Linked DNA regions of Mus musculus: region 1 is linked to region 2. A link is a loop called in an ENCODE intact Hi-C map of the cell type or tissue named here. Cell type or tissue: left cerebral cortex. All regions are shown on one strand. Links, peaks and the distances in the headings refer to the core of each region. The heading gives the core; the rest is flanking DNA.

The links. Peaks named below come from ENCODE experiments on the same cell type or tissue, not always from the same donor. Only the 100,000 strongest peaks of a DNase experiment are listed, where the experiment ranks them.
Region 1: a loop joins it to region 2, with 5 times the contacts of the local background. A loop is called at or near these places in 20 of 42 quality-filtered maps.

The regions. Positions count from the first base shown.
Region 1 is chr6:55,945,890-55,956,794 of GRCm38, reverse strand. All of the region lies in intron 9 of Itprid1 (ITPR interacting domain containing 1), which reads right to left. Among named protein-coding and RNA genes, the nearest start is that of Ppp1r17, 66 kb to the left of the region's middle. In left cerebral cortex, for the core only: a CTCF peak has its summit at 5,877 (motif pointing right); DNase peaks (open chromatin) are centred at 5,888 and 6,615.
Region 2 is chr6:55,530,889-55,541,793 of GRCm38, reverse strand. It overlaps Gm34441 (a long non-coding RNA gene), which reads right to left and starts at 4,751. Exons shown (of 7, transcript XR_869122.1): 1 at 4,575-4,751. In left cerebral cortex, for the core only: no CTCF peak of the experiment used is centred there; DNase peaks (open chromatin) are centred at 2,969, 4,354, 4,760, 5,141 and 1 more place; H3K4me3 peaks cover 259 bases; H3K27ac peaks cover 298 bases.

The sequences.
Region 1 (10,905 bases), core at 960-8,959, 420 kb before region 2:
AGGTATGTCAAATGTGTGTCCACCCTCTTCAATGCATAGTTCCAAACCTATGGTCACATAGACTGCCCTTATGAAACTCTGGGTCACACCACACAAGACAACAACAAAAAAGGCAAGAATGTGGGAAAGATATTTGTAGGAAAGAGGGTGGGAGGGAGATAAGAGCAGGTGGGGAAGAGTAATCAAAATACATTATATACAGGAAAGAAATTGCCAATGAAGGAATATAATTAACTATAAAAGAAGCCGGTAAATGTGACCCAAACAGGAAGGCAGAACACCAGCAAATGAAAACAAATAAAGAATTGATCCTGATGTTAGAATGATCAGACAAGGACATTAAACACTTATGACTATATGCCATATGGCCAAGGAATATGATGAAATGTGTTAAGTGCAGACATTGATGCTGTGTGTGTGTGTGTGTGTGTGTGTATGTCTGTTTAAAGACCCAAATCAAACTAAAGATGATGAAAACTATACTGCTTATGATAGTTCATAATGGATAAGATTAAAAGCAAATGAAGGATTGTGTAATAAAAACAACTAATGAAAGAAATACATAGCTTATAGAAATGATCCCAAATCAAATTTGCATAGGGAAAACAAGAATTTAAGTGATGAAAATCACACCAATACATGGTGCCACCTCTCTGAGTGAATAGATATTTTAATAACTGGAAAATTCCAAAGAGAATGGAGAACACATGAAGTGTTTGACAGAAACAATCCCTCCCCACCCCCCGGCATACAGAACATGAAGAAAGCTACACCAAGGCACATCAGAAACAAATAATTTAATACCAACAACGAAGAGGAAAAAGTCTTAAAATCCACTCCACTGGAGAGGCGTATTATATACACTTAACATAAAAGCAGAAGGAGAATTATCTTTGAAAATAATCCTGGGAAAATAGGGAAGTGACTCCTTTGGAGGCCAGACTGTGAAAAGCCTGAAAGGAAGCATCAAACACACATTTAAAAAGGTTTAACTCCTTTCAAAGATAAGTGAAGACTGGGGGCAAACCCAGTGGTTGAGCAGTTGCCTAGCATTGTTAAAATTCTGTGTTTGATCCCTACTTTGGGGGGAAATTGACTATGTTAACAAAAATGATAATAATATAGCAATGGGCTTATTACAAAAACCCTTTGAGTGTATGAAAATAAGAATTATTATAACATAGAGCAGGTTATAGGGAAAGAGCCAATCAAGTAAACACCCAAGTATAACATTCAATTTTTATAGAACATTTAATACTAGTAATAGAATATTTGTTGTTAACTATCAATGAAAATAATAAATATTTATAAATAATAAATAAATAAAAATAAATAATTTTTATGATTTATTTTATGATAATTTATGTCACATATTCTTTTTTAGACACCCACATACTAAATTTATTGCTATTTTTGATACAGTTGAATTTTTTTAAAAACAATATGTTAAATATTGGTTCTTTGGGAATTTCATACAATGTATTTTTTTTATACTTTTTATTAGATATTTTTCCTCATTTACATTTCCAATGCTATCCCAAAAGTCTCCCATACCCCCCCACCCACTCCCCTACCCACCCACTCCCACTTTTTGGCCCTGGCGTTCCCCTGTACTGGGGCATATAAAGTTTGCAAGACCAATGAGCCTCTCTTTCCAGTGATGGCCGACTAGGCCATCTTTTGATACATATGCAGCTAGAGTCAAGAGCTCTGGGGTACTGGTTAGTTCATAATGTTGTTCCACCTATAGGGTTGCAGATCCCTTTAGCTCCTTGGGTACTTTCTCTAGCTCCTCCATTGGGGGGCCTGTGATCCATCCAATAGCTGACTGTGAGCATCCACTTCTGTGTTTGCTAGGCCCCGGCATAGTCTCACAAGAGACAGCTATATCTGGGTACTTTCAGCAAAATCTTGCTAGTATATGCAATGGTGTCAGCGTTTGGAAGCTGATTATGGGATGGAACCCTGGATATGGCAAGTTCTAGATGATCCATCCTTTTGACACAGCTCCAAACTTTGTCTCTGTAACTCCTTCCATGGGTGTTTTGTTCCCATTTCTAAGAAGGGGCAAAGTGTCCACACTTTGGTCTTCGTTCTTCTTGAGTTTCATGCGTTTAGCAAATTGTATCTTATATCTTGAGTATCCTAAGTTTCTGGGCTAATATCCACTTATCAGTGAGTACATATTGTGGGAGTTCCTTTGTGATTGGGTTACCTCACTCAGGATGATACCCTCCAGGTCCATCCATTTGCCTAGGAATTCCATAAATTCATTCTTTTTAATAGCTGAGTAGTACTCCATTGTGTAAATGTACCACATTTTCTGTATCCATTCCTCTGTAGAGGGGCATCTGGGTTCTTTCCAGCTTCTGGCTATTATAAATAAGGCTGCTATGAACATAGTGGAGCATGTGTCCTTCTTACCGGTTGGGACATTTTCTGGATATATGCCCAGGAGAGGTATTGCTGGATCCTCCGGTAGTACTGTATCCAGTTTTCTGAGGAACTGCCAGACTGATTTCCAGAGTGGTTGTACAAGCTCGCAATCCCACCAACAATGGAGGAGTGTTTCTCTTTCTCCACATCCTCGCCAGCATCTGCTGTCACCTGAATTTTTGATTTTAGCCATTCTGACTGGTGTGAGATGGAATCTCAGGGTTGTTTTGATTTGCATTTCTCTGATGATTAAGGATGTTGAACATTTTTTCAGTTGCTTCTCAGCCATTCGGTATTCCTCAGGTAAGAATTCTTTGTTTAGTTCTGAGCCCCATTTTTTAATGGGGTTATTTGATTTTCTGAAGTCCACCTTCTTGAGTTCTTTATATATATTGGATATTAGTCCCCTATCTGATTTAGGATAGGTAAAGATCCTTTCCCAATCTTTTGGTGGCCTTTTTGTCTTATTGTATGTCACATATTTATAGAGATTTATTTTATAATACTTAATTTGTGTCACATATTTAAGAGCTGGTTGATCTTGTTAAAATCAAATTCAACCAGCATTATAACTTGTCAGCTGAACATAGACAACATGAAAGGCAAGTGGGGTAATTTTCAAGGTTAAAGTTTTAGTGGAGAGAAGGAGAATGGGGAGAGAAGATGATGTCTGCATGTGGGCAGCATTAGTTGGACTCAGGGAGTTTCTAACAACAACAAAAGAAATGAGATGGGGTGGATCCTAGGGAACACTGAAGAGAGGTGGTGAGTGAATAGGATCGAAATACATTGCATAGATGTATGAAATTTCAAAAAGTAATAAAATAAAAATATTATTTTAAAAAACTTCTCCAGGTAGCTGGGCGTGGTGGTGCACGCCTTTAATCCCAGCACTTGGGAGGCAGAGACAGGAGGAGTTCTGAGTTCGAGGCCAGCCTGGTCTACAAAGTGAGTTCCAGGACAGCCAGGGCTATACAGAGAAACCCTGTCTTGAAAAAACAAACAAACAAACAAACAAACAAAACAAAACAAAACAAAACAACTTCTCCGGGTACTTTTGAAGTTAGGAAGTAAATCACCTATTTTGTAATTTATGTAATGTTTGTAAATTATGTGATAATTGTTATAATAACAGTGTAAAAGCTTTGTGTAGATTTTCTAATATTTTTCACACAATGCCCTGACTACTTTACATAGAGCCCATCTACTCATCAGGTAAGTGAGCAGACCATCCCTGAACACTTTCTACATGAGCTTCCTACTTCAAGCTACCATATGTGCTTTAGGTCCCCCGACAGCCTGTTTCACCTCAGGAGGCCCTGACTGTAGATATTCAGTAAGCAGGACTAACTTCCACATCTCCTTCATCACCCCTGGCCTATAGCATCAAGAGAGAAAATTCCTAAGTAAGAGGATTTAAGACTCAGGGCAGGGGAGGCAAAACAGGATGTGGAGCCACTTGCTTTAGTGAAGTGTTTTAGGCATCACCTGGACACTATTGCTACTCACTTTTCCAGAACAATTTTCAAGATTCTTGTTCTGGAGCAGGAGCCATCAGTGTGATGTATGATGGCTGATGGCTGCTATTATCCTTGCCATGCTCAGAGGAAGCAATGTTCTGCCACTAAGCCAAAATCTGTCCATAAACTGGTTAGTCTCTAACAACCTGATCCAAATGGAAATACTTTTGGTCCTGAGATCTGTAGGTGACTGGTTTCATGGAACTCCATCCCTCAGAATAGTAAAAACTGCAGCTACTCAAATCTCTCACACAAAATACCACGATATTTGCATGTGACGTATGCGCAACTGTCCTTCCGTCTTAAAATCATCTTGGATTATTTACAATACCTACTATAATTTAAATGGTATATAAAAGTTGCTTAAAGAACAGCAAAGATAAAAGTCTACATCTTTCATATATTCAACACATTTGTAATAGTTACAGTTTAAGGTTTGCAGATAGATGGAGCTTTTCTGAGTAGGAGGACGTACTGTAAACAGCTACAGGCACAATGTGATGTGTCTTTACACTGTAGGAGTCATTTGTTCTAAAGGGTGTGTATTTGTGGTATTGACAACAGTTACATTTCATTAACTGTATCCCTGTAAAATGACACACAATTGCTAAATCTCACTCAAGTGATATCTCTCAAATTTAATTAAATTTAACAAAAGACCAAACCGAGATTTCCCTTTCATGGTGTGACTGAACAACAGAGTTGAGCATGATGCTCTCACGAACAGGATTTTCAGTTTTTGTTTGCTTTAGAAGTCAAATGTGTACATCCTGAATCATTCTAAGAGACATAAGAAATGTGTGGGGCAATTTACAGATGGCTTAGTTTCTTTAGGAGACTAAGATCTTTGCCCCTTATAAAGTGTTTTCAGGGACTACCAGCAGCTAAGTTCTCGATTTCCTCATTTTAAACTTCCCCTTAGGGCTGTAGTAGTTAAAAGAGATAAAGTATGAGAAATCCCCTAGTCTGGGATAGCTATGATGGATTATTAAGCAAACAGACAGATACAAATGAGTATCGTTTATCACTGCTACATCCTCAAGGTAACACCCAGGCAGGAGGGCTTGACTTCCGGTACAAGAACATGGCTTTTGAAGAGTAATGGAAGCAGCGCTATCTCAGGGGGCCATCCCACCCAGTCCCTGAAGCCTGCCAGGCCACGCCTAGGAGAACTGGAGCTTATGCCAGCGGACCTTTTCTGGGAACCTTCTCCCAAGGAGCTTTGGTCCACTCTGCTAAGTGGAGGCCTTGTTTTGTTTTTATTTTTGTTTTTGTTTTGTTTTTGTCCACCTTGCTTCCTGAAGGTTTTCTTTTTCTTTTAGAAAATTTTTATCATACAAACTTCCCCTCTCATTGGTCCCTGTTCTAAACCAAAACTAGATAAATGACACCCCTCACCACCCAAACCTCTGCTTGATTTCATTTTGCTCTCAATAACTGATAGTTCACCAGCTCTGACTATCCCATGGCTCCTAGAGGCTAAACTCATAATATATTTAGCTAACACGCTATTAGAATACCCAACTGACTCATCTGGCAGATTTATAGCCACATCTACCAGCTTTGGATTCTGTCTCTCCTATGTAGGAACTGTTATTCTCTTATATTGGGCTTCTGACGAGTGAGGTTAATGCCCAATAGTATATGTGTAAATCTAAGAACATGTAATGATAGTTCCCAAGGAACATCATTTTAACTATTATAATTCAGTCTCACTGTTTACACAATTCATGACTGTGATGGATAGCATTGATAGCAACTAGAAATTAACTTCTACAGTGCAAATCTGCCTTCTAGAATTTAGATTTTACTATTTCAGCTGGGTGAGCCCTGCCTGCAAACTTCACCTTTGTACTGAGCTAACAGGCCTACCTACCCAAGGGAAAGATGCCTTAGGCATTTTGTCAAAGTAACCACCAGATGGCAGCATTACACCAACCACGGAGGAGCCAGGGCTCTGCCAAGACCTTCCAATAGAAGAAGCCTTCTCTCTGGACTGTGTCAATAGTAAAAGCACCTGAGTTGCATTGAAAATAGTCTTTGTGTAGAGCATCTCAGGAAACAAAAGAGGGGAAGGAGTTGAAATGTAAATTGTAAAGAGATGAAAAGAAACAGGGTTTACAGGGACAAGGAACATGAAGAAATCATACAGAATAAGAAAACATGGTCCAACCTTGAACTTTGGGGTTAACCATCTACATCAATAGATTCGATATTACCTATTTAATTGCCAAGTGTCTCTCTCATTCATTGTCACAGGGTAGGAAGTCTGTGACCTCTCAGGGGTAAGGCTGAGTCACATGTCTTAGGACTTGTGTGGACTTACAGATGACGCAAAACCAAAGGGCTCCAGGAGGGGCTTGGAACCTGAGATGAAGAGCGGCGGCTTTGCCCAATAGGAAGCAGCGAGGATTGTTTGGGCTGGAGTGGCTATCACGGAGGCATTTTTAGAATGCCATTTCAAATGCTTCGGAACATCTTTATGGTTTTGTCTTCAGATCCCCGCATAAGTCAAGATGGGGTTACCAATTAGGTACCGTGGGGGACCTTCTAGAGCCTTCCTTATTAGCTATTCTTGTCTAAGTTTTGTGTTGGCTCCTACGCGTTCAAGGTTCATTCTGTCAATGATAGCTTGACTTCCATTGGAAACCTTTCTGTGTCATCTCTGGCGTCCCACACATTCGTGCTGTGAGTCAACTCCTTGCTAATGCAGTGAGAAGTGCAGGGCACAGAGGCAGGGCTACAGATGTTCCTGTGGGACCCTTCATCCCTAGAATGTGCACTGGGTCCCCTCAGGTCTTATACTGCCCTAGATGCTATACAGTGTCAGCAAAGATGCCTGCTCTCCTGACCTCAGGTCTCATCCCAGATATGCATGAAGAAGAGATAGTATGTTCATGGGTTTTGAAAAACCTATCTGAAACATGTCAATGCCTTCACTCGTGCCAGAAGTTCTAGAGAGTTCAGGTTTTCCGATGGAGGATTTCTGCAGCACACTTGAGAGTGCCCGTGAGCCCTCAGCTGATGCTTTGCAAGCTGTGAATTTTTCCCTTTCCTTGTTCTATTATTCCAGGTTTAGCGGTTTCTCCTCCACTCTTCAGTCAGAATAGCTACATTTCTTAGTCACTGGAAAAAAAGTACTTCTCTAAAAGTAAATTTATTTGGCTTGATACCATTAAGTATTAATTAATTCACTATTATAAAACAGTACACAACGGTGAAGACAATTTAGAAAATGAAAAATATCTTTATCTAATCATGTGGGAAGACAAGTATTTCTATATATATCTGTGTATTTTAGCCCAGTGCACTTTCATTGAGCTCCTGTGAACCTGTATGCATTAACAAAGTAGTACTACCCACTTTGTACCCTCCTTCTGTTTAAATAGTATATTATGAATTTTTTATAGTCAATCCTTAAGATGTGTGCGTGCGTGTGTGTGTGTGTGTGTGTGTGTGTGTGTGTGTGTGCATGTGTAAGCATTTGTTTTGTCTCTAAATAAAGCCCTCTTTTTTTTATGTTCTTTAGAAACTTGGAAAAACAACTTTTAGTTTCCTAGTAGTTTAATGTTTTGTGAATTATTCTTGAATTAATGACATCTTAAATTTTTACTATTTTGCCCAGCTACAGATTCTGTAAACTACAACAGTGGCTTGCCTTCAAGATATACCCTCTGGTGCAATAGTAGCACAGATGTTATGGGAATAACCAACAACTTTTTTATTAGATTTAGACACACTCCATGAGATAGAAACTGCGTCTGATATTGTCAAGAACCTGAGAATAGATAGGTTATGGGCATAAAACGAAGTATTATTCTGTTAAATGAACATCATAGAAATAAAATAACTCCTAATAACATGTTGTTATACTGGATCAGTGCATGGCTCATCTATCATCTCAGAAACTTTTTCTGACACTAGATACTAATTAACACCCACAACTGGACAGTTTTCAGGGAGTGAGAAACTTTGAAATGCTGAGCCTTAAATGGTGCCTTTGTATCAAACTCCATCACTCAATGCTCAGGGATCTACATGAAAGAGGAAGCATAAAGATTGTAGAAGCCAAGGTTGATGAACCCTCTTGACTCCAAAGAGGTAGCAGGTTCTAGACACAATAGGGCTGATTCACATATAAACTCATAGAGACTGTGACATCATGCACAAGACCTGCACAAGGTCTTACAAGGAACTATTTGCATAGTGACAGCTTCCGGGGGCAGGGATAGTTTTCTTCAATGCAGTCAAAGAATATATCAGTTACATTCCTAGGGAAGAACACGTGGTCAGTATTTTGTTTTTACAGAGAAAGGGAGGAGGAAAGGAGGGAGGGGGGCGGGAGAACTTGAAGATATGAAGTTGAGGAAGGGAGGGGAGAGGAGCAAAGATGTCATAGGAGTTAGGGGAGGAAAAAGAATATGATCAAACTATATTGTATAAGAAGTTATTTAAAAATAAAAGTTAAAGTAAAAATTAAAGCTCATCTTCCATTGATGATATCGAATACCAAACAATTGAAAGTATTGACTATGCTCCTAGTCAGTGTTTATTGACAATTTTCCCTCAGCTATTCAACTTTCTATGGTATATTCTATGATTTCAGACATAGTCATTGATACTTTTGGCATTTTCTCTTTGGGGAATACTAATGGTCATGGGTATGACATTAGTGGAGCTGCAGGTCTTTGAACGACACCTTACCATCCCCTCACACAGGCTGCCCTCTTTTGGTGGACCTTGGCCATATCTTTATTCAGAAACTGTTGTCTTCCATTTGAGCTTTAGCTTATATGAACTATTGCATCATATGTCCACTTTAAAACACAGCTAACACAACTCTACACATCTTCTGTCATCTGAGGAAATGGTTTCCTGATATGTAACTGAGTAAAAACAGCCTTCTCCATGGAGGCCTTCAGATTCTCATTCTATTTCTACATAGTTACAGCATACTGCTTTCTCTGCTTGTTTTCTTTAAAGAATGGCATGACCCTTGGAAACTGTTAAAAAGAACTCTTCAGAGTAATCATGCCAAGGAGTGACCCAGTATGCCTGCCCCTTCTCTTCCTTCCTCCACATGATATACCTCTGCCTAGAGGGGGTCAAGAGGCCAACGGAGTGTGAGCTTAATGCAATGAATATTCCAGGAACAGTTAGCCACACAGGATATTGAAATAAAGCAAGTTACAATTTCAGTCTAGATAAATATTCTGAAAATAGAATAGTATATGAATTTATTCCTTAAACAGTACCTTCTTTGTCTGTGTACACTTTTTCTTTTCTTTTTTAAATTAGCCATTGCTTCAATAAAAACAAAGAGACCAGATCCAATTTTGAGAAGTATGTCTGATTCATTGTCCTGAAGAATTTGATATAATGATAAATTTTAATTTAGACCTGGGTTTATTCCATATTCCAAAACAGAGGGATAGGAGTTCCCAGGACTAGATAAATAGTGAATTAAAAATCCAAATAACATGATACTATGAAAATCTAAGTTTTCTCTTGTCTAAATAGCATCATTAGTTGGAATTTTAATCTCTATAATGCTCACCTAACATAGTTCTTATCTTGTGAAGCAGACTGGGAGATGCTATCGTTCAAGTCAATTAGTTGGTTGGCAAGTTATTTGTTAATAATTCAAATAGTAAGAAGAATTATTCCTCTTATATGGCATTGCAGTTCATCAAAAGCAAAAATTCAAAATAGAAAAGAGAGAAAAAAGAATTGTAAAGCTAAAGAACTAATTCTTTTAAACTGTTTCTTTTAGGCTGTTTCTTTGGCATGCTGTTTGTTGTTTGTTTGTTTGTTTGTTTGTTTGTTTGTTTTTTGGCATGCAGGGACTCTGTGTTTGATTCCTGGCACCTCATAAGTGAATAAAGACTTACCAAGTTTATGATGTCTTCTATAGCTGCACTCCCTCTCCCACTTGCAGCTGAGTGGGAGCAGAAGGCTTCCTCCAGAGGCCAACTGTCCTTACTCACTCTCTACTCACCCTTCCATGCCCATGTCTTCATCCATTCACGATACTTTATGTACTGCCTTGTGTTCTAGTCTTTACTTGGTGTTCAGACAATGGGAGATGCCCATAGGCTAGGAGATTTAAGAACAGGAAGAATTGCCTAGATTGTGTTCACTGCCTTCTTCTCCAGGATGCCTTTAGAAAACAGCTGTGCATTTATCAAAAGAGCTCCTATGGGTCTCTCTTCGAAGGCAATTTATAGGCTTCCTCTGGTCTTTTAGACATAAGGATGGTAATGGTGATCTTACAAGCCTCCAGGCGCCCCATTTTTGAGTAGTTCCCAGAATCTCACTTTAGCTAAATACCCCCTTTCAAAACACTTTTCATTTGATGCCCTTTGAATATTTTTCTTGACTGAATGTTATGTCTAGAAAAGCAACCAGAAAACTCTAGAATTAATCTCATGTTCAATAAAAATGTTTGAGATTTTAGGGACTTCAACTCGCATAGGCTTAGAGGAAAGGCAGGCAGAGGGCTGGAGCATTACCTTCTGTATCTAAATATGTAGTCCTTTCATCTCTACCTTACTCACTGTCTTAGACATTGTGACCACAGCAACTCATATAAAAGACACTATTTAATTGGGATTGGCTTACAGTTCAGAGATTTAGTCCATTATTGTCATGGTGGGAAGTATGGTGGCATGCTAACAGATATGGTGCTGGAGAGTATCTGAGAGTTCTACATTTGGATGCACAGCAGCTGGAAGAGTGAGAAACACTAGGTCTTTCTTGAGCTTCTGAGACCTCAAAAAGCCCACTCCTAGTGACACACTTTCTCCAACAATGCTACATCTATTCCAACAAGGCCATATCTCCCAATAGTGCCAATCCCTAACATCCTATAGGGCCTTTTTCATTCAAACTACCACATGCACCTATTTTTATTCTGATAATTCTTAAAAGAATGTCTTTCATGTTACAT
Region 2 (10,905 bases), core at 1,086-9,085:
TTCCACTAACACCAAGAAAATTTTAAATGATTTAAATATCACATGTGAAATCAATTCAGTATTGATATATATACATCTGTGCATATATGCCTATATACGTGTATACACGTTTGTGTGTACATGCATATTATTTTTGGCTGCTTTATTATATTCCATTTGTGCACAAAACACACTTGATGCAATTTGCTCTTGCTGGGTGTCTTAGTAGCTTCTAATTCCTTGTTGTCCCACACTTTGCTCCAACAAAAATCCTGATAAAGATCCCCATGCAGTGCTCATAGGTTCTCTGGTCTAAATAAGGGGAATTGCTAGTCATCTGCCTATGTTCAGCTCAGTGTCTTGAGCACCTCCATATTGCTCTATCTGTCCATGCATGGCTATGTCATCAGTCCAGATATCTTCCCTGTATTCTCTTCCCAAATAATCTCCTAGGCATTCATCAGCATTGTAGTGGCCATTTGTACCAGGATTTTTGTTTGTTTTTGTTTGTTATGGTCAATTAGATGTCCGTAGTTTTCCCTCTATTTCACTACCCATTTCTTCCCAGTCTCCTCTCGTGGCTCTTCCTCCTTTCTGGTCTCCAGTGAGGATGCCCCTGAGATCTGCCTCAGGCCTGATGCCCCTCTTTTCTCTATTAATATGTGGAAACTTAGATGTACTTAGATGTACACCCATGCCTTTACTGCCCTTTCCACGTTAACATCCTGAAGCACACACATAGCCTTGGCCTTCACCACCTATGCGAAGCTTATGTAGCCACCTGCAACACAGTGCCTCCACTGAAAACCTGGTCCCTCACACTTACAGTGCCCATGGTTAACCTCCTGCTTCTTCTCCATAGTCTAGTCATCACCTTCATCTCCATGTTCTGTAAACAGCAATTCCACATGCCCAGTTGCTGATGCTAAAGTTTGAGCATGACTGATCCCTCTCAGCCACACCCAGTGTGGCAGCAGCACTGTCAACTCTGTCAAACTGTGTCACAGTTTGGCCCTTCTCCTGGCCTCACCTTCATTTCTCCTCAGAGTTGTAGCAACCATAGCTAACACTCCTTTGCTTCTCTTTATCCTGGCCCAGTCCACTTCCCACACGGCAGCCAGCCCATTTCACTAAAATGGACAACATGCATACATCTCCCATCAGATTGTAACAGAGAGGACAAGCAGTGATCTTCAAGGGGCAATGTTAGAGACAGGAGCTCTCTGCTGGCCCTGACCTTCCAGAGCACCCTGATCAGCCACCCCTGTTCCTGGCAGCCATGGCTGCTATTTCTCTATCAGGGCCTAAACTCCTTAATTCTGCCCCCAAATGGCTTCTCTCAATACATGCTTTGAGTGCTGATGGCAGCAACGAATCGCATCACCTGTGTGGCTTTACCGTAGAATGTCTGAGGAGAAAGGATGAGATCCTGGTACACACGCTCTCCAATTCTGCTGTGAAGTTATCTAGTCCTTTTCTGCACATTTTAAAACGACCACCACATAATGCAGAGTTTGGATGAGGAAAGGGGGAGGGGACAATATCTGTTTAATAGTATTAGAAGAAATATGCATATATAGCAAGAAAGTCACACACACGTAAGCCTAGTGGTCACATCACTAAATCACTGACAAACCGGGCTGTACTGACCAACCGCCTGACACTGCAGCAGGAACCACTGCTGAGAACAACTAAGAAACACCACAATGCCAAGTCTCTACTGAGAAGCCCAAGCAGGTTATAACACACACACACACACACACACACACACACACACACCAAGAAAAAACTGAGATTGCAGTAAAGTTACTGCAGGTGGGGAAGATACTTAGGCCAACAGGCCCTCCATCCAAACTGGGTGTGAGAACCATGCAAGAAAAGGAAAAGCTGACTTGGCAGAAATTCTCCCTCCCTCTCTCATTCCCCCTCCTCCTCCTCCTCCTCCTCCTCTTCCTCCTCCTACTTCTTCTTCTTCTCTCTCTCTCTCACTCTCGCTCTGTGTGTGTATGTATGTGTGTATATGTGTACATGTGTGTCCATATTTGGGTTTTCCCCCTATGAAAGAGTATAAACTACTAATAAAAAGAAGCTTCCCTACCGGCCTCCTCAGGCAGGGTATTGGCATTTTCTGAAACGTTAGTAGAGGTGATGAGATTACTAAATACTTAACATAAGACTACTTAATACAACCCAACTCGCCCTTCTCCCAACAGCTTCTGCAAAGGTTTTTCTGCAAAAGGACAGTCGCGTTGTAGTAAAAATGAGCATGTGGTTATTATGCAGGAAGATTTGTATTCTCCTGCAGTTATCTGGCATCCAACACACTCTCCAAGAGTGGTAGAGTCCTCCGTTGCTGAGAAACACAGAAGAATTCTTCTGCCTGGAAACCGGGCTGCTTTGATCTATCTGCTTCCCATTCTGCTGCCCATCTCTCTGCTGGCGTGCGATGCTGGGTGACGGTAGGCAAGGACCGCAGGCGGGAAAGATGCAGTGTTGGAGGAAGCAAATGATCACTTCGAGACTTCACTGATTAATATTGCAAAAGCCTGTGGAGGGGGATACTTGAGAAAAGCCAGTGGGCAAGCTGCAGCCCACATTCCAGGCAGTTCCTGTGCTCTGCCTGCATTTCCCAACTTCCTTTAGGAGGAAAGAGCCATCCCTTCAATGCCTCCCACACTAAGTCTGAAATACCTAGCAAAGTGACCCCCAGTGGGGCAGATCTGGATGGCTCCTACAATCAGAACGAATTGTTTTAATATCTTCAATTACTGGAGTTTTCCGTTTCTATTGTTCCACTAGCTGAGTTCTGTTTACGAATAAAATTTTATATCTGGGGAGTCCCCTTCCTCTTCTTTGCACTTTTGTGAGACACCTAATTAAGGACAGAGGCAGAGATAGAGCAAAACCTAGGTATGAGCCACACACTAAATCCTCCTATTTTCCACAGGGCCTCCCTGTCCCTCAGTTTGATCATTTTTGACACACTGTCACATGAGCTAATGTACTTATCAGTAAATGTAAGTTCAGTCTCAGAGTCACTTACACAGGAAGTGAAGGCACAGCGTGAGCCCTGCTCCTTTGCTTCCTATGAGTTAGCTTTGTGGCGGTCAGTTCTGGCTTTGATGAATTTGAGAAATGCCTAGGATAGGAGTAAGGCATACCTAACTTGTTTGAGGGGGCATTTCCAAGGATGATTCACTGAGGGGAGACTGTGATAAAAGAATAGGGGCAGAAAGCCAGCCTATGTGGGCATCTATCTATCTATCTACCTATCTATCTACTTATCTCAGTCTAGCTGTCCCTGTCATTCTGTGCCTTGCTGTGTCTGCCTCTATGTCTCTGTCTCTCTCTGTCTGTCTCTGTCTGTCTCTCTGTCTCTCTCTGTCTCTCTCTGTCTGTCTCTCTGTCTGTCTCTGTCTGTCTCTGTCTCTGTCTCTGTCTCTGTCTCTCTCTCTCTCTCTCTCTCTCTCTCTCTCTCTCTCTCTCTCTCTCCTGCTTGCCAGGAATTGAGCTGTTCTGTTCTGCCTGCCCCACGATAATGAGTTTCCACCTCTGAAACCATGAATCAAAATAAATTCATCTACCTTTAAGTTGTTTCTCTAAAGCATTTGATCATGACAACAACTGCAGAATGGCTGGCACATGCTCATCTCTCTCAGCCAGAGAAAGGAAGTAAGACAAGTATTTATGGCTCAGTATGGCTCAGTACTCCCGACATCCCAGGATACCCTCCATAAAGGTTAGCAAATATTTGCAATGTTTTAATTGGTTTAAGCCATTAGCCCTTCATTATTTGGCTATTTCAACTTTTTTCTTATATTAAATGTTATGACTCAGAAACACAAGCTCAGGAAACAGGAAAAGAACTAAGATCCTCTCCCAAACAAGAATCATGTGCATGAGTCCCCCAGACACCACATGAAGAGTTGCAGATTCTTAAATAGCCCTTTCCTGTGTGGGACACATCTGTATGTAAAAATGCTAGTCCTGTGTTAGGAGGAACGCTGCCCTTCATAAGTGCTCTGTTATTCCTACTTTGCTCTTTTGAAGTAGATAGAATCAGCCTCATTTTATTTCTAGAATAGCAAGTGTGCCAAACACAGAGATATGGTTCTATCCCTTTCCATGTAACCCCAGCACTGTGCACATTACCTGGCTAAGGCTTTAAACATTTGTTAACAGTCATGAATAACTCCACAGACTTAAAGTCAATTTGCTCCTGTTTCATCATAGGTCCTGTATCATCAGTTTCTCAGACTGTTTATCTCAGAGTTCCTTCAAGACCTAAAGAGATGGTGCAGTGGTTAAGAGCACTTGCTTCTCTTCCTACAGACCTAGGTTTAACTCCAAGCACCCATATGGCAGCTCACAACTGTCGCTAACCCCAGTTCCACAAGATCCAATGCCTTCTTTTAGCCTCCATAGGCACGAGGCACACACATGTCCAGACATACATGCCTATAAGACATCATACACATAACATCAAATTAAGTTAAAATTTAACAAAATAATTTAAGCAGTCCTTCAATTTTAGCACAACATCCCAGGAGTATTTTCACATAACAAAAATAAAAATAAAAATAAAGCGAGCGTACCTTCTTCTCCTCTCCCTTTTTAGCCCCTCAGTCAGCTCATTGAGAAAAGATGAACCAGCTACACTTGTTCCTAGAAAATTCTTGGAGATTCCAAAGTATAGAGTATATTTAGTTAGTACATATCCCAACATAGCTAGCTGTTGACTAATGATCACATTTCCCTTTAGGGAGAAAACATGCTAGTTCTCTCTAAATCTGTCCTGCTACTAATTTTAGCCCACACCAACCACGGAATCTTCATTTCGTTCCCCATGATGGATGCTGAGCTGCTGTTCTCATTTCCGATTGACCTAATCGTTCTCAAAAAAAATGATTTCTAAAAACTAGGGCTTTTTTTTCTTAATTAATATTGCTTCCTGTACAACTTTTAGAGGTTGCTAGTTTCTCTTCTCCCTTCACTAGGTGGGTAATGTCTCTCTCTGCCCATTTTCCATCTACATAATTGCAGAAAAGCATGCCAGACATGGCCAGAGAAACCTCAACTTCAGATGGCAATCACCAGGAAGCACCGGGCAGCTGAAGATAGAGAGAAAAGGGAAAGCTCCCGTAAGTAAGGCTTTTCTAGCATCCTGTGCTGCTCTGGGTGAGTCAGCCCCAGCAGGGCCTACAATGCTGTTTTACTCCCAAGATAGAACTGACAGATCTCATTTAACACAGACCTTGAAAGATCCTAGAGTCCAGTGTACTTCTCAACCCATGATGCAGGAGAGGAGTGTTCCTAGGTAGACTTTCACATGACTACTGTTTTTAAAGGCAGGAAGGGCCTTTTATCTGAAGGATAAGATTGACAGCCAATGACTTAGAAGCCCTTTTCCATTGTTGATTTTGTTGTTGTTGTTGTTGTTGTTGTTGTTGTTGTTGTTGTTGTTCTTCTTCTTCTTCTTCTTCTTCTTCTTCTTCTTCTTCTTCTTCTTCTTCTTCTTCTTCTTGTACTTATACAACATACAAGCCACTAATTCTTTCTGAAGTGAGTTCTGTTTCTTGAGAAGTCAAAGAGAAGCCAAGGAAGGTTCAGGTGCAGTTTTTAACTCTTCTTCCCAGAGAGAGTGGAGACACTGGAAGAACGGGGAAGTTTGGATGTATGAACAGTTCATGAGTTGCTTCAGCACGTTGGTGCTGATGATAATTACGCTTGAGTAAATGGGAAGCTTATCTGGTGAGAGCTGAAAGACATTTTTGGCAAGGCAAAACTGAAGAGGGTTTAAATGTAGAAGTGAAAAACTTCTGTGTGTGAAATGTTAGCCACAGAGTCCAAGAGAAGATACATCAACACACACGCCGCACAGATACACACACACACACACACACACACACAGCTGTGGATTTGTAACAAGTCCTAAGGAATCTTGGGGACATACGAAAAGCCTACACTGCAGACTTATTGCAGCTCCAACTCAAATTCTGGGCTATGGGAGAAGTCATGTAAGTAAGCCTACTGTTCCAGCCAAGACAGAAAGCCTTCTAAGCAGTTAAGAATTCAGTCCAGCCTGGACAATGATGAAGACAATGGTCTTGACCTTTTAGGTAGGTGACTGAATCTTGTGTCTCATTTTTATTACCTGGAAAAACAGAAATTACAATTCCCTTTTATACACTTGTTTCAAGAAATAATTTCTGGCATGTGCATGAAGCATAAAAGGCATGGAAAATGCAACAAGCAACTGTGGTAAGACAATGAAATAAACTTTTATGGTCTACCTTATATATTTCTATACTGCACTTTCATAAATATATATAGTATGACAATAATTAGGGGAAAGTGATTTGCAAATTACTAATAAGTTTGTAACTCCATGAAGTTGTGTTTTTTTTTTTCAAAGAGCAAACATGTAGGCATCAGCATAGAATGACCCAAATCCAATTTTGTTCTTGCTTAGACCATTCTACATGATACAAGACAGTCAGGACCTAGGTGCCCACCCAGTCAGCACCACTGATGCAAATGGAGTCCCATGTCTGCTGGAACATAGCACCTTGGCACACCAGCACCCTCTGCACAAAGAGCCTGTCAAGGTTAGACACTGAGAAGTGACTCCCAGTCCTACCCCAGAGGGGCAGATGTGATCCCTCTGGAAAGCCAAACTGAAGAGCACATTTTACATTTGTTTACTTTAGCAAGGACAATTCCCTCTTGCAGCAGATGCTTAACTGAGCCTGAGGGGGATGTCTGACACACAGCAAGTAGTAGGGCCGTGGGAACCAGCTCCTCAGGCCAACTGGAGCAGGGTGCTTCCTGCAGCAGTCCACTCCTATGGCACATTCAAGTTCTTCTAAACACCTTTGGTGGTGGAAAGAGGAGAGCTTGGGGGTCCCACAGATGTGCCTCAAGTCCTCTTTCTATTGCTGGCTCATATAAGATCACAGCTTGGAAGCATGCTTGCCTCTCTTGCCTCTATTTAATCAACTTTACTAGTGATGACACTGGGCTGGCCATAGTGGCACAGGATGCTAAGGGAGGAAGCTCACTGCAACTTTGATGTTAGCCTATTCTACATAGTATTCCAAGGATAGACTGGGCTACATAGAAATATTTTGAATCATCGATCAACAAATTTAAACAAGTAAATGAATAAATTAGTGATGCCTTACAAATGTCTTGTAAAAATAATTAAGAATCAATACTAGAATTTCCTAACTTGGGGATGGAGAGGTGGCTCAGCCGTTAAGAACAGATTCTGTTCTAGACCCAGATTCTGTTCCTAATATTTACACAGAAGCTCACAACCATGTTTGACTCCAGTTCCAGGGGCTCTAAAATTCTCTTCTGACTATCATGGGAACCCGCACATGACACATATGCATATGTGCAGGCAAATATCTATACATATAAAATAAAAATTAATAAATGTTTTAATATCCAAAAATAATTGCATTTACACAGTAAATTATTACTAAATGTTGCCTTTTCTAGCTAACTACTTGAGAAGCTAAGTGTACTTAGTGAGTACCTGCCTGGTCTTTCCTTAAGCTTCACTATGTGAACTGAGTCAAAAGAGGAAAATATGAACATAATATTGGATGTGGATTTTTAGTTGGCTCTGAACAGTAAAAACTGACTATTTCTCAAGTAGTCATTTCTATATGGTCCTTATGCTTAGTTCTCTTCTCACAAATGAAAGTGATTAAATAAATAATTTAGCTCTCAAGTGTTTTCCAAACAGGGACCAATTTATTGTAAGTGATGAAATTTAAATGCCTTGACTGCTACTACTTCTCAGGACTGGAAAATCCCCTTTGGAACAGAGTCCACTGTATATACAAAACTGATTCCCATGAGTATAAATTAAAGAGCAGATGGGCGCCTATACACAGGAAGGAATACTATCATCACTTTGTATTGCTTGGGAATCATAAGAAGGATAAAAGGGACAGAATTCATACTTTTTAAATGACTTAGGAATGGAGACATACATGTACACAATTAATATGTTGAAACAAAAATGAAATGTTGAAAGTGTGTGTCCACAGCACTCTTCACACTTTCAAACATGTTACCAGTAAGGACTCCTGACAACAGCATTCTCACCCATTTCCCCACAGCTTTCTTTCCTATATGTAACCTTTCTAGTGTTGTGAGATGTCCATTTTATGGTCTTATTTACTATTCAGAAAGTCCTTTCCTGCACCTATAAGTTGAAGCATGCTCTCTACTTTTTCTTCTACACTTGATCTTAGCCAAAAGGCCGAGAAGCGATCTACTTTGTCTTCTAATGGTTTCTGGGTCTCAGGTCTTTATAGATTTATAGTTTTCAAAACCTATTTTCTTTTGTTTTTTATATTTTGTTTTTTATTAGGTATTTATTTCATTTACATTTCCAATGCTATTCCAAAAGTCCCCCACCCGCTCCCCCACCCACTCCCACTTCTTGGCCCTGGTGTTCCCCTGTACTGAGGCAGATAAAGTTTGCAAGACTAATAGGCCTCTCTTTCCACTGATGGCCAACTAGGCCATCTTCTGATACATATGCAGCTAGAGACATGAGCTCTGGGGGGTATTGGGTAGTTCATATTGTTGTTCCACCTATAGGGTTTCAGATCCCTTTAGCTCCTTGCAAAACCTATTTTCAATAAGCGTTCTTAAATGCTGTAACTTTCTAGCCCATCACCCATCAGAGGTAGTGGAAAGGAAAGGTTAATCAAGTAAAGGAGAATGTGGATCTGTTTGGAAAAATTTATTTGGAGCAAAGCCAGTCTTTGTTCTCAGGATATCAGCAGTGCAGTTCACAGTGATCAGCACTGGCTGCTTGATCCACTTGCAAACACCATTCATGAATCAACAATGGCAGTTCTACCCAGAAGAAACTGTGAGACTCTGCCAATCGGCCAGAATATGTGGAAGCAGCAAGAAGCCACCAGAACACCATCAGGAGTGTATATATGTAACCTTTGGTGGCATTTCTTTCTATGAAGTCATGCCACACAATGACCAGCAAAGAGTGGCAAGGTGAACCAATACCATACAGAGCATCTACTGTCTATTGGGTTATATTTATATCCACTTCAAACATCACGTGTTCTCTCAAGCATCCACTCTAGCAAAACATCACCTGCTTCTTTTCCATGCAACTTCTAGAAAACCCCATATGTCTGTTCTCAGCATAATATCCTCCTTCGTATCTGTTTCAGCAACTTTCATAAGACAGAAAAACATCACATGACACAACTAAGTCTCCAAAGAAACCAAAAATTTCCATTCCATGTCCTTATGTTGAGGTCTTTGATCCATTTGCAATTGAGTTTTGTACAGGGTCAAAGGTAAAGCTCTAGCTTCATTTTTCTCCATGTTTAAAGCCATGTTTCACAGCACCATTTGTAGAAGATGTATCTTTATTCCAACATTTATTTTTGACATTTTTGTCAAAACTCAGGCAGCTACATTGACATCTATCTGGGCCTTCCATTCTGTTCTATAGTCTATGTGTCTCTTTTGTGACATTGCCATGCCTTTTTTATTACTATGGAGCTATGGTATGACTTGAAAACAGATGTGCTATCTCCAACAGTGTCATTTTGTTCTGAGTTGCTTTAGTTATCCTAGTTCTTTTATGTGGGTATTTTTTTGGTTTGGTTTGGTTTGGTTTGGTTGTGATTGGTTTTTGGTTTTTGTGTTGTTTTGTTTTTAGTTTTTGTTTTTCTGGTAGATTTTTCATTCTAGAATGAAAAATTCATTCATCACAGTTAAAGCCAACTGGCCAAACAATTATGCTGTGGCTATTTCAGGCAGTCCAGTCTCCTCTATGCCTATGCCCACAGTGACATACTTCCTCTGACAAGGCCACACCTATTCCAACAAAGCCACACCTCCTAATAGTGCCACTCCCTGGGCCAAGCATATTCAAACCACCATACCATCTATCTACTGGGAACTATGACTGGGAACCTCAGTCTTCTACAAGAATAGTCAGCAATGCTCTTAACCACTGAGCTCTGAGGCCCCCCTCTCTCTCCCTGCAACTTTTTCATGAATGTCTCTTGATAGAAAATTACTTCTACTTTGATTTGTTTGAAAACATCTTCCAACACAATGCTCCTGACTTTATAATGATAATGAGAAATGATGTCATTGTCAAAACCTCTTTTAACTAGAGTAAGGGAACAGCAGGGAGGAAGCTAGTGCTGTAGTAGCCTAAAAGACAGTAAAGCCATCACAGAAGCCATGAGGCAGTAGGTTTGGTGTTAGACACATCAACATGACCACAGGGAATGATGCAAAAATAGACTGTTAGGAGGTATGTGAAAGGCAGCATGGAACTACCACAAAGGTCCTATAGGAGAGTCTCAAGGAAGAGGGCTATGAATTAAATTGTAACCCCACCAATCTCATATGCTAAAGTACTAAATATTACTATTTGGAGAGAGAAATTGAATGATATAATTATGAATAAGAGAGATCAGAAGAATGGGACCCTAGGGGTGGATAGATGGCTCAGCTATTAAAGGCTAGGCTCATGTGTGGCCGGCAGATGTGTTCTGAAGAGAAGACACATGAAATTTTCATGCACAAAGGAACATGCAAAGACAGAGTGGGAGCTATGTGCAACCTCTGGAGGGTCTCAAAAATGCCAGCAGCACCAGCAGCGCCAGCACCTTTCTTCTCCTTGGACTTCTGACCTCCAAATGTCCACTGATTCAGCCACCCAGTCCGGGACATTTCATTTCAGCCCTAGGAAATGAAGCCAAGGAATCACGTGATCAGACTTCCATTGCTCCCTCTGCTGCCATTTCCTACCAGAGTCCCTTTTAACTTGGGTTATCTTATTACAGTTCTGCTAGCCTTAACCTCTTGCAAAGATCTTGGGATCCTTGGGATGGTCAGACATGAACTGGTTCT